Regions from separate parts of the Homo sapiens genome. Here region 2 is linked to region 1. The links are chromatin contacts, found by Hi-C or POLR2A ChIA-PET in ENCODE. All regions are on one chromosome and are shown on one strand. The core of a region is the stretch at or near the end of the contact, and the rest is flanking DNA. Distances in the headings are between cores, read along the strand shown. Region 1 holds the start of MAP6D1 (MAP6 domain containing 1). Region 2 overlaps YEATS2 (YEATS domain containing 2).

The links. Hi-C counts contacts between places; a loop is a spot of excess contacts on that map. ChIA-PET counts read pairs that join two places held with the same protein, here RNA polymerase II (POLR2A). Pooled maps may share reads with other maps.
Region 2: POLR2A ChIA-PET joins it to region 1 with 11 read pairs in Panc1. The contact joins the enhancer-like site here to the promoter of MAP6D1 in region 1. A Hi-C loop is called at or near these places in 1 of 37 single-sample maps with no recorded cell type and 1 of 50 pooled maps. POLR2A ChIA-PET finds 5 or more read pairs at or near these places in 9 of 52 experiments (AG04449, CD8-positive, alpha-beta memory T cell, H1 and 5 more).

Annotation. Positions count from the first base shown.
Region 1 is chr3:183,823,143-183,827,654 of GRCh38, reverse strand. It overlaps MAP6D1 (MAP6 domain containing 1), which reads left to right and starts at 2,078. Exons shown (of 3, transcript NM_024871.4): 1 at 2,078-2,508. The coding sequence starts at 2,108. It also overlaps a transcript of PARL not described here. RefSeq lists silencers at 1,871-2,220, 2,281-2,350, 2,371-2,500.
Region 2 is chr3:183,778,000-183,782,511 of GRCh38, reverse strand. All of the region lies in intron 19 of YEATS2 (YEATS domain containing 2), which reads right to left. Among named protein-coding and RNA genes, the nearest start is that of YEATS2-AS1, 30 kb to the left of the region's middle. Within about 2 kb of position 2,236, at least 2 of the 41 ENCODE cell types and tissues checked have a DNase peak (open chromatin) inside an H3K27ac peak, as active enhancers do.

The sequences.
Region 1 (4,512 bases), core at 829-3,328:
TCGCCTCTTATTTCTAGAATTCAGCCCCTCAGCCTTCCCAGTGCCTGTGACTCCGTGGTGGTCCTCACTTCTTAGTCCCTGGACTGTTGAGCCTGTTCTTCCAGCTGGTCTCCAAAGCAACCCTGTGCTTCTCCATATGCCTGCCAGAGTGCTAAAAACATGTCTGTCATTCCTTTGTTGTCACCTGTGAAAAACTTTTATTTATTTGAGACAGGGTCTCTCTCTCTCTCTCTCGTCCAGGCTGGAGTTCAGTGGTGCAATCATAGCTCACTGTAGCCTTGAAGTCCTGGGCTCAAGCCTCAGCCTCCAAGTAGCTGGCACTGCAGGCACACACTACCACGCCTGGCTAATTTTTAAAAGTTTTTTGTAGAGACAGGGTCTCACTGTGTTGCCCAGGCAGTTCTCAAACTCCTGGGCTCAAGCAGTCCTCTTGCCTCAGCCTCCCAAAGTGCTGGGATTCCACGCATGAGCCATCTGCACCCGGCCATATGAAAAGCTAAAATTCCTTAGTGTGGCCACCAAGACCCTCCATGGTCTGCTACCTCAGCTGAACCCTCCTCCCCCGTGACCTACATTCCCACCTGGCCCAACCACCCTCCCTCACAACAGGTGGCGAGTCCAGCTTTCCCCAGCCTGCCTCCCTCTCATGCTGACCTGGCCTTGTCAGTTCAATTACACTTCCTTCCGTCCCTCACTACCACACTAAACCTCCTGAAGGCACCCAGAATTATTCCTAGCACATAGCAACTGCTCTTTGACTGTTGTTTGATCAATGAAGTAATAAAAAGAGAGCTGCTCTCTTTTCCTGCGAGATGGAGAATTTTAGTCCCAAGCGCCATCTGCCAGGCTGGCTAACCCAGGGCCGTGGCGGACAGTCCACAAAGAGTTCACTCTGACCCGGCCCCTGTGTGTCATTTTCCAGGATCTCCCTCTACACCTGGCGCCTCGCCTGCTGCCTGCTGGGACATGGCCTGGCCTGCTCAGCTGACCTGCTGCCACTTCTAGGCAGCCGTCATGTCACTTTGCTACAACTTCAAGCTAAGACAGGCAATGTTTTGGGAGATGAATCTGTTTTCTGACTGGCCAGGGATGTGCTGCAGTCCCCTCCCAGGCGCAGACTGGATACCTTCCAAGTACAACCTTGAAATGGAGCTCTGGGTAATTAATGCTGTCTCAGTAGTGTTATTAGTAATTGGTCTGCAGTGTATACCGAGAGCATGTGTCAAATATTCAGAAAAGCGTTTGTGGGTGGTCAGGGAGTTGTTTGAGACGGTGTCCTGCATTGAACAGACCTGCCTTTACGCTGGAGGATCCCTCAACAGCTCTGCCTGAAAACAGCCATGCATGCACAGGAGGAAAGGAACTTGATAGCCTTGTGGCCAGTTCTGTGGCCGCTTTATCAAACTAAAGCTTTTGCAAATGGCCATGCTTTAAAATTAGGAATTTCAGAACCCAGGGAAAGGTCGATTGGTGGCTAATGCCAATTCTAATGAAAAGTGGATTGGTTGTCACAAATGTAGACTAGCATCCTAAAGGCAAATAGGCGGCGACTCACAGGCTGACTGAAACACGTGTTCTCCGGGAAGCAGGGCCCCGAGTCTTCTCTGACACCCTCATTGCTGCACCTGCCCCTGTGCCCGCGGAGTCCATGCGGTGCAGCCTGGCACAAATGCAGCAGTCGCTGGGCGTCCCGAGGCCACATGGAGAACCTCCCGGCTGGCGGACTGCTCCCAGCTGCGACCATCGGGCCCTTGGCCTCTGCGAAGCCGGGGCCATTTATAAGATGACACTGAGGGAACTTTGGATTCAATTCTGAGGCATTCTTCGAGATGGACACTTGTAAATGAATGCAGGCGGTTTCCGGTGCCCCCTGGCGACGGTGCAGCCTTTCCCCCATCCGCGCTCCCTCCAGCTCCAGCCGTGCGCAGCCGGCCCCGGCCAAGTGGGGCTGCCGCCGAGTGCGCCCCCTCCCGGGACGCCCACCCTCGTGCCGGGGGGCGGTGCTGCGGCGGCGCGGGGCGGGCCGCGGGGGCGGGGACGCTGGGCGCAGGAGGCGCGGCCGGGAGCGCCGCGCGCCGGGAGCGGGGCGGCGGGCGCCGGGGCTGGCATGGCGTGGCCCTGTATCAGCCGCCTGTGCTGCCTGGCGCGGCGCTGGAACCAGCTGGACCGCTCCGACGTGGCGGTGCCGCTCACTCTGCACGGCTACTCGGACCTCGACAGCGAGGAGCCGGGCACGGGCGGCGCCGCCTCGCGCAGGGGCCAGCCTCCCGCGGGCGCCCGGGATTCCGGCCGGGACGTGCCGCTCACTCAGTACCAGCGGGACTTCGGCTTGTGGACCACGCCCGCCGGGCCCAAGGATCCGCCGCCGGGGCGCGGACCGGGGGCGGGCGGCCGCAGGGGCAAATCCTCCGCGCAGTCCTCCGCGCCACCTGCGCCCGGCGCCCGCGGGGTCTACGTGCTGCCCATCGGCGACGCGGACGCGGCTGCAGCAGTGACCACGTCGTACAGGTATGGGCTGGGTAGGGACCGCAACGAGTCCCCACCCTGTGGTGGGAGGACGCGGAGGCCCGGAGCCAGAGGGATGGGGTGGGCGGCAGAGCGGAGGCGCCTGGAGCCCGGATCCCACGCGACCTCGGAGCTGCCGGCGGCCTCAGAGGTCACCCCCGTTTGGTCCGTGGGCACTGCAGGCGGCGCCTTCGCTGCTCCATGCCCGGACTCAGTGCTCGAGCACCCCCGTGCCGGGAGCGCACCGCTGCCCTCGCAGCCGCCCTCCTGGGGGCAGCCGTCAGAATGGCCTGCCTTCAGCCGAGTTGGAACCGGCCTCCCTTTAACTCCCACCGCCGGGCCTAGCCGTGCGAGGGGTGCGCGCAGGCCATGTCCCCCAGCTCTCTCCGGTCACTGCCTAGTGTGCGGGCGTTGGTGGTGAGGACCGAGCGCAGGGTCCCGTGTGGGTGAGCCCTTCAGAGTCCCACTGTGACAGGGGCTTTCAGGGAGAACGGGTCCGCGGGCCCTCCCCACCTCCCAGCCCAGCTCTGCTCCTGGACAGCCGAGGGCTTTCTCCCTTTTTTCCTCTTACCACAAAAGTAATTCATACTGTAGAAAAATGGGAAAGTACAGAAATTACAACAAAATACGTATCTCCTTGATCCCTCCCCAGACGAGTTCTTTCTACTCCGTAATGTGCATTTGGTGCATATGCACTGATATATTTTTACGTGGTTAGATTCTTACTGTACACTTTTTTCACCAGTTGTAGAAGTCTGTCCGTGTTACTACATGTTCTGCAACATGAATTTTAATAAACGTGCAGTATTTTATCCTATGGATATGCCTTTATATCTTCAAGTTTTATTTATCTACTTCCTTACCATTGACTATTTAGGGTGTTTCTAATGTGGGACTATTAAAAGCACTACTTTTCCTTTGATGCAGCTATTTCACTACTAGGAATTTTCCCTACAGGTATCCTACAAGGTAGGGTGGGAGCTCAGGAGCGTAAGATAGGTGGAGACATTGTACAACAAACCCCTTGTCCTGCTGATGTAGGGAACTGGTTAATTATAGCACAGCCATGAAATGGGATACTGAAACCCAGCGGATCTTAAATATACGCATACCAAAAAAGCAAGGTGCCCAGCAGCACGTAGGCTATTTGTGTTTTAAAAAGGGGTATTAATATACACACATATGCTCAAATAAGCACAGGATGCCCTGATGGATGTCTGAGGAGATGGTACCGTTAGGGAGAGGAACTTGATAGGGACTGCCAGGGGTGGAAGGCTTTTCACTCTGCTCTTTTGAACGATTGCTTTTTTTGCCTTTGTAACATGTCCATGTATTGCCTATCTTTTTAACTTTTTTTTTTGGAGACGGAGTCTCGCTCTGTCACCCAGGCTGGAGTGCAGTGGTGCAATCTCGGCTCACTGCAATGTCTGCCTCCCTGGTTCCAGCAATTCTCCTGCCTCAGCCTCCCGAGTAGCTGGGATTACAGGCTTGTGCCACCATGCCCAGTTAATTTTTATTTTTATTTTTATTTTTGATTTTTTTCTTTTTTGAGACAGAGTCTCGCTCTGTCGCTCAGGCTGGAGAGCAGTGGCGCCATCTTGGCTCACTGTAACCTCCGCCTCCTAGGTTCAAGCAATTCTTCTGCCTCAGCTTCCTGAGTAGCTGGGATTATAGGTGTGTGCCATCACGCCCAGCTAATTTTTTGTATTTTTAGTAGAGATGGGGTTTCACCATGTTGGTCAGGCAGGTCTTGAACTCCTGACCTCATGATCCGCCTGCCTCGGCCTCCCAAAGTGCTGGGATTACAGGCATGAGCCACCATGCCCGGATGAGGGACTCCTTCTAAAAGCTAAGCCAGCCAGGCATGGTGGCTCACACCTGTAATCCCAGCACTTTGGGAAGCTTAGGTGGGAGGATCACTTGAGCCCAGGAGTTCAAGACCAGCCTGGGCAACATAGTGAGACCCTGCCTCTACAAAAAATAGAAAATTAGCTGGGCGTGGTGGTG
Region 2 (4,512 bases), core at 987-3,486, 45 kb after region 1:
ACAGAGGTCGTAGTGAGCTGAGATCACGCCATTGTACTCCAGCCTGGGGGACACGAGCGAGACGTCATCTCAAAAAATAAAAAAATTAAAAAACTCAAGAATTGGCCAGGCGCGGTGGCTCATGTCCGTAATCCTAGCACTTTGGGAGGCTGAGGCGGGTGGATCACCTGAGGTCAGGAGTTCGAGACCAGCCTGACCAACATAGAGAAACCTCGTCTCTACTAAAAATACAAAATTAGCCAGGCTTGGTGGCGAATGCCTGTAATCCCAGCTACTCGGGAGGCTGAGGCAGGAGAATCGCTTGAACCCGGGAGGCAGAGGTTGCAGTGAGCCAAGATCGCACCACTGCACTCCAGCCTGGGCAACAAGAGCGAAACTCTGTCTCAAAAAAATTAAAAAATTAAAAAATTAACTCAAGAATAAAAAAGAATAAACGATTAACACACATATAGATAAATCTTGGAAACATTACGTTGAATAACAGAAGCCAGACATAAAAGACTACATACTATATAATTCCACTGACATGAAGTTCAAGAAAGACAAAAGCTAATCTATGGTGAAAGAAACAGAAAAATGGTGATAGAAAAAAAAAATTTTTTTTTTTTTAAGACAGGGTGTTGCTCTATCGCCCAGGCTGGAGAGCAGTGGCACCATCATGGCTCACTGTAGCCTCAACTTCAAAGGCTCAAGCCATCCTCCCACCTCAGCCTCCTGAATGGCTGGGACCACAGGCATGTGCCACCATGGCCCAGGTAGTTTCTTTTTTTTTGAGACGGAGTCTTGTTCTGTCGCCAGGCTGGAGATCTACGCTTATGATCTATGCATTATTTTATTATATCTTTAAGGATGTGGGGCTAAAAGGAAAAAGCATTTAAAGCTTTGAATTTTCTTGAGCCTGGTTTGGGTTGTTTCCATAGGTTTTAATATCAAGTACTGTTGTGATGGTTAATTTTATGTCAACTTGAGTGGGCTGAGGGATGCCCAGATACCTGGTAAAATATTTCTGCAAGAGACCAGCATTTGGATTAGCAGACAGAGTAAAGAAGATCCGCCCTCGCCAACGTGGGCAGACATCATCCAATCTGTCAAGGACCTGAATAGAACAAAAAGGCGGACAATGGGCGAATTCTCTCTCTCTTCTTAAGCTGAGACATCAATCTTCTCCTACCCTTAGACATCAGAGCTCCTGGTTCTCAGGCCTTCAGACTCCAGGACTTAATGCCAGTGTGCCCCTCACTCCCATGCCCACCAGTTCGCAGGCCTTTGTAGTCAGACTGAATCACACCACTAGCTTTCCTGATCTCCAGCCTGCTAACAGCATGTCGTGGGACTCCTTGGTCTCCATAATCACAGGAGCCAATTCTCATAATAAATTTCCTCTTAATATCTATATATATTATATTTGTTCTGTTTCTCTGGAGAACCCTAATAAAATTGTCATTTGTATTAACAGCTAAATCATCCGTAATTTATTTGGATTTTTTTAACCCAAGAATTTAGAAGAGTATTTTAATTGTCAAGTTTTTTGGTTGTTATTGATTTGACTTTTTTATTGAGTAACAGAATGAAGCACATTGGATGCTACTTTTGAAATATGCTAAGAGATTCTCTTTGTGGCCAAGTATATAATCAATTTGTTAATGTTCCACAGATATACAAGCAAAATGTGTATTCTGTGTCTCAATGATACAGAATTAAGCCTGTTAGTACTGTTATTCCAATACAAATCCTTTATAATAAAAAAGATTTATCCACTTGATTAGCTAAATGCTGAGAGACATGTTAAAATTCTTCTCTGTGACTGCAGTTTTATCAAATTCTCCTCATATTCCTAATAGTCTTTGCACTTTATGTATTTTGCTGCCAGAGTTCACTGCATAAACATTTGTGCCATTTTATCTTCATTGTGGACAGCAATACTCCTCTCAGCGCCAAATCCAAAAAAACCAGAAAAGGCATAAATAAATAAATGCATTCTACTGGTTGTGTTCAAAAACTAGTTGAGGAGCCCAATAGTGGACAAGCAACTACGAAAAACAGACAAAAGGCTGCAGAAGAAAGCCTCGCCAAGTGATAAAAGCCTTACGTGGGACACGCCAGGAGAATCTGCCACAGAAGCGTGGAAAAACGCTAGATAAGCTCCACATCTGGAGATAGCAGAAGCTTGAGGCAACCAGAAGGGTGATGTGTTGGGTACTGTGGCAAGAGCAGCCAGTTCTATTCAGTTTCCAGTGTTCTCCATGCCCTGCGCCCCCGCTTCCTCCTTCCTGTGGTGCTTGCTGTGTTGGTGTGAGATATATCCACATATGTAGTTGGAAAAGGGAAGAGTATTTTAACAGCTCTTTCAAATACTGTTGTTACTCTTCTCTGATGCTACACTAAAGCTCAACAAGTGGAAGTTTCTTCAAGTTTAGTTGTATTATGCAATCTGAAACCACAGCAATTTAAAGTTTTCTCTGTTAGATCTTGAGTCAGAAAGATAAAAAATTAAAAAAAAAAAAAAAAAAAGTAAAGGCCAGGTGCGGTGGCTCACGCCTGTAATCTCAGTTCATTGGGAGGCCGAGGCGGGCAGATCACGAGGTCAAGAGATCGAGACCATCCTGACCAACGTGGTGAAACCCCGTCTCTAGTAAAAATACAAAAATTAGCTGGACATGGTGGCGGGCACCTGTAATCCCAGCTACTCGGGAGGCTGAGGCAGGAGAATTGCTTGAACCCAGGAGGCGGAGGCTGCAGTGAGCCGAGATCGTGCCACTGCACTCCAGCCTGGCGACAGAGCAAGGCTGTGTCTCAAAAAAATATATAAAAAATAAATAAATAAATAAAAATAAAGTTTTCTCTGTCAAGTTAAAATCCGTTGGTCAGGGACTTTTGCTTCCACATAGGAAACAGAGGGCTATAAAGCACGGTTGCTCCTACCCTAACAAGAAAAGGCTGAATACACTACAAAATCTTATTTTTTTGAAACATATTGGAGGGCTGAAATCTCAAAGTAGCCAAGTAACCTGAAGATTAAAGATAGCCAGTCCCTGCAAGGAGGGAGGGGCAACAGGAACTGTCTCACCTGTGCACTGCTGCAACACAAGCAGGTGTGAAATCTAAGGAAGATTTAAAAGAACTGTCTACAGTGAACTGCAGGGCCTTGTATCTGTTTAACATGGGTAAGGACATTCGACAAAAAAGAACAAAAGAGGACACCAAATGCTGGTAATTTGAAAAGATCAATACAACTGATAAACCTCTAGCTAGACTGATCAATAAAAAGAGGACACATAATTACCAAAAGCAAGAATGAAAACGGGCTGGGCGTGGTGGCTTGTGCCTGTAATCCCAGAACTTTCGGAGGCCGAGGCGGGCAGACCACGAGGTCAGGAGTTCGAGACCAGCCTGACCAACATGGTGAAACCCTGTCTCTATTAAAAATACAAAAATTAGCTGGGCGTGGTGGTGGACTCCTGTAATCGCAGCTACTCGTGAGGATGAGGCAGGCGAACTGCTTGAACCCAGGAGCCTGGGCAACAGATAAAGACTCTGTCTCAAAAAATATATATAAAAAGAAAAGAAATAAACAACCTGAACAGTCCCGTATCTAGTAAATAAACTGAAACTGTAGTTTAAAACAGTAATATAAAAACCTTCTCAATTAGGAAAACTCCAGGCTAATATGGCTTTTACAGGTATATTCAATTAAACAGTTAAGAAACAGTACCAATTCTATATAAACTCTTCCAATAAAGAGAAAAGAAAGGAAAAGCTTCCACTTCATTTTATGAGGCCAGTATTATCCTGATACCAAACCAGACAGAAATTACTAAGAAAACTACTGACCAGTATCACTTGCAAAAACTCTAAACAAGGCCAGGAGCGGATCACGCCTGTAATCCCAGCACTTTCGGAGGCCGAGGCGGGCAGATCACCTGAGGTCACGAGCTGGAGACCAGCCTGACCAACATGGAGAAACCCCATCTCTACTAAAAACACAAAATTAGCTGGGCATGGTGGTGCATGCCTGTAATCCCAGCTACTCACTCACTGTCTGGATACTATAGCTGAAACTGGCCCATTCTGGATCTTCCACGTGAAGCCCCTCTGGAGAAATTTTACAACAAAGTGTCAAGAAAGCTTTGTTTCTTCTAAAGAAATATGCGTTTTTTTCTTTCTCACAAATAGTGTGACTTTAAAACTGACCATGCTTCTCATTTTGTCTTTGCTATCACATTTATACCTTGATTTTTTTAACTGTGCAAGATATCTTAAGTGTTTGCATATGAGAATAACACCTGGGTCCTTAATTTTCTCATTCTACTTATATTTTCCCAAACCTCAAGATTCATTTTTGTTTTTCTATATTTTTTATTGTTCATTTTTTCTTTTTTTTTCTTTTTTTTTTTTTTTTTGAGACAGAATCTTGCTCTGTCGCCCAGGATGGAGTGCAATGGCACGATCTCGGCTCACTGCAACCTCCGCCTCCCGGGTCCAAGCGATTCTCCTGCCTTAGCCTCCCGAGTA